2 separate regions of the Mus musculus genome follow, and region 2 is linked to region 1. The links are chromatin contacts, found by Hi-C or POLR2A ChIA-PET in ENCODE. All regions are on one chromosome and are shown on one strand. The core of a region is the stretch at or near the end of the contact, and the rest is flanking DNA. Distances in the headings are between cores, read along the strand shown. Region 1 overlaps Ttc39a (tetratricopeptide repeat domain 39A). Region 2 holds the start of Rnf11 (ring finger protein 11).

What was found. A loop is a pair of places that touch in the nucleus more often than their neighbours do. ChIA-PET counts read pairs that join two places held with the same protein, here RNA polymerase II (POLR2A).
Region 2: a loop to region 1 is called in a map of heart, with 5 times the contacts of the local background. The contact joins the promoter of Rnf11 here to the enhancer-like site in region 1. A Hi-C loop is called at or near these places in 10 of 37 maps with a recorded cell type or tissue (Patski, adrenal gland, gastrocnemius and 2 more). POLR2A ChIA-PET finds 5 or more read pairs at or near these places in 2 of 5 experiments (Patski and embryonic stem cell).

Annotation. Positions count from the first base shown.
Region 1 is chr4:109,438,569-109,442,548 of GRCm38, forward strand. It overlaps Ttc39a (tetratricopeptide repeat domain 39A), which reads left to right. Exons shown (of 18, transcript NM_153392.2): 13 at 181-272; 14 at 1,954-2,074; 15 at 3,659-3,770. Among named protein-coding and RNA genes, the nearest start is that of Ttc39a, 33 kb to the left of the region's middle. Within about 2 kb of position 1,368, at least 1 of the 3 ENCODE cell types and tissues checked has a DNase peak (open chromatin) inside an H3K27ac peak, as active enhancers do; it is heart, where a contact is called at or near this core.
Region 2 is chr4:109,475,254-109,479,194 of GRCm38, forward strand. Rnf11 (ring finger protein 11) reads right to left here and starts at 1,252. Exons shown (of 3, transcript NM_013876.3): 1 at 857-1,252. The coding sequence starts at 979.

The sequences.
Region 1 (3,980 bases), core at 118-2,617:
GGGAGGCTGCTTTGCAGGTATACAACTCCCACCTCTAAACTCCTCGGTTGCTTCAGCATTCTCCCCTGGGGGCTTAGTGACTATAAATCTCTATGGAACCACAGTGAGGGTTGAATTTCATGTGGCACTCACTGCGATTAGAAGGAGGGCTGCTCACATCTCTGCTGCTATCTCCCACAGGCCACCTACATCTACATGAAGGCTGCCTACCTCAGCATGTTTGGGAAGGAAGACTACAAGCCATTCGGGGACAATGAAGTGGAGTTATTCAGGTGGGCCTGACCACAGTGCTCCTGCTGTAGGTCTCACTGTGGACAGACAGGTCAGGCTCTGCTCATGGCTATCTGAGCTTTAGTGATGCGATAGGTACTCCCAGCTCTCAGTTGCCTGTTCCAAAGTGCCCTGTGCCCTTAGTCCCCTCTGGCTACCATGCCATGCCAGTGCTGCTGGTGGTTAGAATCCTGTGAATGTTTGTCATCTCTTTCATCTGGTCACTGAGACAGACGAGGACCCTGTCTTGGCCACCTTTGCAGTGATAAAGCACCAGGACAAGTGCACCACAGCAGGGATGATGGCAGGAGCGCAGTGATAAAGGGACGGGCATGGTAACAACTGCAAATGCAAAGCAGAGAGCAAACTGGGAGTAGGGGAGGCTATGCACGCGCTCTCCAAGTTTGCCCCCAGTGACCTACTTCCTCTAGCACAGTCATATTTCCTAAACCTCTCCCTAGAACAGCACCACCCACTGGCAACCCCGTGTTGAAATCCCTGTAGGGGACATTTTTCATTTAAACCACCAGAATCTGAGGTACAAAGAGATCTCTCCACCAGCTGAGCTTGCTAGAGCCACAGAGCAGCACAGCCAAAGTCATTGAATCAAACCGACAGCATTAAAACCACGGCCCAGCTGGGACGCCTTTTAAGATAGGCTAGTTTTGCAACTGGAAAAGGGGCTTTGAAGACCCTGCAGTAGAATCTGGAACCAAGGGGGCTGCCCACCAGAGTTTTTCATTATTATTTCATTATATCTTTTCAGTATTCTCTTCACCACTTATTTGCCTTTTGTGAAGAGTCAAAAGGTTAACCTGGAGTTGTAGGATGGTGTCTAGGGCTCTCCTCCCATGGTGGAAATGAGGCTGGCCAGCTTCACTGACAGATGCTTGTTAGAGCTGAAATAGTACTGTCTGTGCATAGTCTGCTGCTGGAGCAAACGGTGGCCCCAGCTCACAGAATTCTCCCACAGCCCTTGAGAGGAAGGAGGTAGTACAATCTATACTTTTGAGATTAGAAAACAGACCCTGAGTGGTTCTGCAATGAATACGCAGCAAGGAATCTGGGGTGGCCTCACCCATCAGTTGTTTCCTGAGCCCATACAGCTCGGGGTCTGAGATCCCAGTCACACCCAATGGCCAGGCAGCTGGTAGTGGGTGAGGCTCCAGTCAAGGCATGCCCAGCTGTGTGAATTTTATTCTATCCTTGAAACAGCTGAGGAGGCCACAGTTCAGGAGGCTGGAGTTAATTAAGGGTTTGGGCTGTTTGTCTGTGCAAGTCCCTCTTTTCTCTGGGTGTTGGTCATGCCTGTGAAACTGGGATTAGACTTTTGTGGGCCCTCCCAGGAAGGCCTGGGCGTAGAGGAGAGATAACTAGGAGGCAGGCCTAGATGCATTCTTAAACTAGCTCTGGAACCTTTGCCCAACCATGACCTGAAAGCTATCAGGTCATGCAGGAACTGTGAAATGTGACCATAACCATAGGCTGGCTTGCTCCTTGAAATACTTTTAGAGTCAAGCTCTTTCATCGTACAGTGTGGAAACTGAGGTGTAGCCAGGCAAGCAAAGGCTGGAGACCTGTTCTCTCTATGCTCCTGCTCTTTTGTGGCTGGGGACCTGGACATGTTAGGCAGGAGCTCTCCCACTGACCTGCAATCTCAATCCTTCTTTCCCATTTCTTCAGGGCCGTGCCAGGCTTGAAGCTCAAGATTGCTGGGAAATCTCTACCCACAGAGAAGTTTGCTATCCGGAAGTCCAGGCGCTACCTCTCCCCCAACCCCATCTCCTTGCCGATCCCTGCTCTGGTAGGTAGGAAGAGAGCCTCTGGGTCAGAGGGTGGATGAAGGGACCAGAAAGGGTTTCACAATTCACCTAGGCTGGGAGACAGACCAGCAGGCTGCAAGATGCCTCAAGGATGGAAGAGCTCTCCGAGACACTACATAACACCCCAGCCCCAAGCAGAGGGATCACCTGGCTGTCTTGTTCTTACAGTGACTATTCTGTTGTCACAGGGTTCTAATTGCTATTTACATAGTCACCCTCATTAGATCAACCTTTTCTGAAGGGAGGGTTGGGGGGGTCTCAGGCCAAGTTATGTTTGACTCTGAACAAAACCTTCATAGTAGGGGGTATAAAGCCTAACACAGGTCGGTAGTAACTTGAATAGCTCATACAGATGGAGTAAAAAAAAAAAAAAAAAAAAAAAATCAAGAGATGTAAGAGGCTAAATCCAGGGCCACTGTTAAGCTAATTCCATGAATGACTGGAGCTGGCATCAAAATAAGCTGAGTCCACAAAAGTAGGAGCCCTGCTCTGCTCTGCTTGTTGGATAAACTTTCCTGTTCAATGGTGTGTTACCTTAGGGAGCCCTTCTATCTACTGTAAAGTCAGCTCTTCCTTGGCACCTGGCCCAGTTCTAAAGGATTTTACAGACTGTGTGTGGCAGCACATGTCTGTAATCCCAGCGTGTGGGAGGTAGAGGCACAGGGGTATCCTCAAGCTACGCCATGAATTTGACGCCAGTCTGGAGTACAAGAGACCCTGTCTCAAAAAGATGCACAATCAAGTTATTACTATCATAATGGGCATGGGGTATCATGGGAAGGGTGGGAGTGACTATGCCCGCTTCTGTACAAAGTCACCTGTGATTAAGGGCACTGGGAGGACAGGCTGTGGACTTCTAGAGCCGTTATAGCCAGTTTTCTATCTTGAGACCACAGAGCAACTTAAGGAACACTGACCTAAATCTACATTGAAACAAAAACCCTGACAACCTTTAGGGCCTTATATAAATTGCACCCAGTATCCATTACCTGTCCTGATGGTTTAGGATGACTCTAAGCTAAGTTATTGAAAGTTTAATGAATTTCCTGCCAGTCAAGGAAAAAAGGATCAGGATGCATTCTAATCTCGATGAGGAGGCTGCCATCCTTGAGCCTGTTGTGGGGGAAAGGGACAGTCTTAGGCTCGACTGTCCTGAGTGGCTTAGTAGCTTCCTCCAATAAGGGAGGTCCTGCCAGCGGGAGTAGGGAGGGTTCCATGAACAGTGTTGGGCATGGCCTAGTCCTCAAGAAAGGAGTCTGGATGAAGAGAGGGTATGAGAGTATTCATGCAAGGTACAGTAGGTAAGTAGCTGAAACCTAATGGCTGTTGGATTACCCTAAACCCTTATGGAATCAATAAGCTCAATAACAAATCCCTGGTAAGGTTGCTTCCACAGTGCCCTCAATCCTACAGCTTTATAGGCTAGAAGGAGACTTGAAGATCAGGGATCCAAAGGCTCAGGACCTTTTGAACTGAGCTGCCTGTTTTACAGACGGGAAAACTGAGGCCCTGCTGAGGCAGAGACCTAGAACTGACTTGCCCCACCCACTCCCTCCCTCTCTCAGGAAATGATGTACATCTGGAATGGCTATGCTGTGATTGGGAAGCAGCCGACACTCACGGATGGGATGCTGGAGGTCATCACCAAGGCTGAAGAGATGCTGGCAATGGGCCCAGGTGATTACCCTCAGGCTCCTGACCCGCTAGGTCAGGTCTTTAGAGTTCAAGGTTCCTATGCCAGAAATGTCCTCCTTATCCCTCTATCCTACTAACCAGCCTTTTACAAGACCAGTGTCAGCTCCTCTCACTCAGCAAGTGTCCCCGCTCCTCGTCCAGGGCCTTCTCTTGAGCGTCCTCCAGTCACTCCTAACTCACTCTGGAGCCATT
Region 2 (3,941 bases), core at 2-2,501, 37 kb after region 1:
CGTGATGAGAAACTGGTTTACACAGGATTGAGAAAACACTACACTAGATAATGATGTCACCACATAAAATCAAAGGAGACTGCACAGTTAGAAAACTAAACTCTCTTCAGGAAAATATTAAAGAACTGTATTAAAGCCCACCTGAGAAGTTTACTCAATGTATCATTTAGAAAGACCCATTCAGGAGTCTTTGATAAAGAGGACTTTAAGTAACAGATGGCATTTCCCAAGTCAGGTTGAAAGGTCTCTCAAGTTCAAGATAATCAAATTTTAATTAAGCCAACTTATTTAAAAGATGTGTCACAGGGGTGGAGCTTAAAATTACCACATATGTATATATAAACAAGTAACTCTTTATGAAGCTGAGGCCAAAATCGCCACTTGGAATTCTACCTCCCAAGTAGATGGTAAAAAAGACATTCTACCAGAGCCAATTAACAAAAGAGTGGGGAGGATCATAAACGAAAACACAAATATAAGGGGGGAGGGGGTGACAAGCTACGCAAAACCCGTAATCCTCTTGGCAGTCTGATGAGGAAATCACACAACTCAGACATAAAGGCAGGAAAACCATGTCATCCTCAACTCCACAAGCTAAACTACTAGGCACCGAAGGGGATAAGATCACACACTCGATTCCTGAACTCAAGGACAGAAGACCGTCCTCAACCCGTGCCCAAGGGGATGCCCAGAAGGACCCTTTTCCATTTGGGAACCGGGCAGCAGACACCCTCAAGGCCAGCCCTGAAGGGGTCAACGCCACCCCCCCCCCACCCACCCCCGGTCTAGGCCGTGGAGGCCAAGGGCAGAGGGCCCGAGCCGCCTCCTCTCGCACGCCGACACACACCCTCCCTACCTGATATGGCGGCGGCGGCTCCTGATCTGGCTCCGTCCCCTCGCCAAAGCTAGCCCGGTCGGACTGAGACTCGTGAAGCAGGGAGATGTCATCCGAAGTCGGGGATTTGAGGCAGTTCCCCATCTTCCGGGGCTGGGGTGTATGCTTGAGATCTGCGGGAGGAAGAAAGCTGTGACCCGGTCTCTCGCACGCTCGGCGGTGAGCTCGCTCGGCGCCGCGGGGTCCAAGGCGGCAGGCCCGGGGCTCAGGCGGCGGCTCCCCCGCGCCCCGGCGCCACCGAGGGGCCGCTCATGCCAGCCCCCGGGACAGGGGGCGCGAGGCTAGGCCGCGGGCTGCGCCGGGGTCGCGTCTGGAACCTGAGGGGGGCGGGGGCGGGAAGACTGAGCGCTTCCCCACCCCGCCCCCCGCGGGGCGGCGGCGGCCACGGGCTGCTGGGCCTAATCCAGGTCAGGAGGGGGGGGCGCGGCCGTCTCGGTTGCCTCAGCTGCTGCCTCAGCTGCTGTTGCCCCTGCCGACGCTGGAGCCGCGGCCCGGGGCCTCATCCTACTCCGCCTCGGCGCGGCGGCGGTGGCCAGAACGAGGCTGGCCAGGCCTACGTCATGCCGCCGTGCGTGCTCCGGCCCCGCCCCGGGCGCGCGCGTCCGACTCCTGGACTGCGTGGCTGGGCTCTGAGTTTAAGGTCCAGGCTGTGTGGCTGTTGGTCTCCCGACCATCTGCCTCCGGCGCCCCCTGTATGTCCCGGCTGCAGCCAGCTTGCGGACTTACCTTACCTTACCTGCGCGGTGTCCTCAGACTGTTCACGCTGTCTGCCGGGTTGATGTCTGTAAGCACGGATCTGAATGGACCAGGCAGATAGCTGAGGTGTTTAGCTTCCTTCTCCTTTATCCTTTAAGAATAAAGTCCAAACTCATGTGATGAACACGCCCTACCCTCCCAACATCACAGCCATGAGATTATCGGATTGCCCATTTCTTCCCAATCCCACCTCCCTAATTCAAGCCTCTCAAACTAACATTTGCCGTTGATTCTCAGTCTCTCTGTGTTCATCATTGTCCCCTACCTCCATACCCTTTGAATGATTGAGGATATATATATATGTATTGGGAAGGCATATATATATATATGCCTTCCCAATACTACCCACAGAATAATCTTAAGAAATCTCTTGCCGAGCAGTAGTGGCGCACACCTTTAATCCCAGCACTTGGGAGGCAGAGGCAGGCAGATTTCTGAGTTCGAGGCTAGCCTGGTCTACAGAGTGAGTTCCAGGACAGCCAGGGATACACATAGAAACCCTGTCTCGAAAAACAAAACAAAACGAAACGGGAAAAAAAAAAAAAACGGAAAGAAGAAATCTCTAATCTCATTCAAAATACTGCCCCTCTTTTATAAATTCTAAATCCCAAAATGGCCAAAGTGCTTCTAGTCCTCTCAAAGACTGTTCTCGCTGGCTGAGATTTCCACAGACAGACAGTATTCCTGACCTCTTACCTCTCGCTGGGCTAATCATTATCCTCACCAGTCCTTCGTGGACTCCATTTCATTTCCCTTGAAAATCTTTTTCTGCTTCTCCAGTCTGGGTTAGTCACCTACTCAGAGTTCCCAGTCAGGGCCTTTCTGTCAGGTTGATCAAGCTGAGTTCTCTGTCCCTTCCCTGTGTAAGGCCTGGCATGTTGCCTAAGGTAGTAGAGTCTTTCCTTGGCTGAATGAACAAATGCTCAAACAGCATATGCAAAGGGAAGAACAAGAAGAGAGTGTTCTCCACAGCCATTTTTTTTTAATCAAGAAGGCAAGAAGTTGACTTTGATCTCCAGTTTTATTCACCATTGACTGATTTATTGTTATTTACAGGCCCTATGTTAGAGCGACTGATTCATAAAACCTGACTTTTTTCTTGAAAGATCCTGGGTTTACCTGCAACAACAAACAAAGTCTTAGAGGGTCCCCTCCCCTGATGTTTGTAGAAAACTCTGTTTATTTCGTTTGGGTGAGGGTCAGAAGGGATTTTTGATAGATACTACTGTGTTTAATGAGTAAATCCCAAACATTTTCCCTTTAAATCCCAATTCCACAAAATCACTATCAAAGTGAGGTCAAACTCTATGTTCAAAGCAGGGGGTCTTAACTAGGCATGCCTTTAATCTCAGCACTCTGGAAGCAAAAAGCAGGCAGATCTCTGAGAGTTCGAGGCCAGTCTGGTCTGTAATACAAGTTCCAGAACAGCCAAGACTAAGCAAAGAAACCCTGTCCTGAAAACCAAAAAAAGAAAGAGAGAGAGAGAGAGAGAGAGAGAGAGAGAGAGAGAGAGAAGAGAGAAAGAGAGAAGGGTGTTGTTGAATGCCTGTAATTCAAGCATTTAGAGCCAAGACAGGAACATGTCTAGTTCAAGGCTAGCCAATGTTACTTAACAAGCAAACAAACAATTCTGCCTCAAAAAAAGTCTATATTCAATCAAACAAAAAAATTTTTTTTTTGAAATAGCATCTCACTATATAGCTCTGGCTGTCCTGGAACTCCCTACGTAGACCAGACTAGCCTCAAACTCAGAGGTCTACCTGTCTGTCTCTAAAATGCTAGGACTAAAGGTATGTGCCACCACACCCTTTCTCCAACCAATGTGTTTCAAAACAGAACCTTGAGCTGGGCACAGAGATACAAATCTATTATTCCAGCACTTGGAAGGTAGAAGTAGGAAGATCAGGAGTTAGAAATCATTTTCCCATACAGAATGAATTCCAGGCCAGTCTGGACTACATGAGAGCCCTTCCTCAATATCTCCTCCCAGAACAAAGACAGTTCCATTAAGAAAGAAGCCCAGGAGAGCCTGGAGTTCCACATTACCACGCCATTTAGCCTCCCAAATGCTGGGATTACAGGAGTGAACTCCTATATCTAGCACTCTGTCTTTATTCTTTTTTTGTTTTGGTTTTTAGAGACAGGGTTTCTCTGTATAGCCCTGACTGTCCTAAAACTCACTCTGTAGACCAGGCTGTCCTTGAACTCACAGAGATCCACCTGCCTCTGTCTGCCTCCTGAGTGCTGGAATTTAAGTGAAGCACCACTACCTGTCTTTTTCTTTTATATT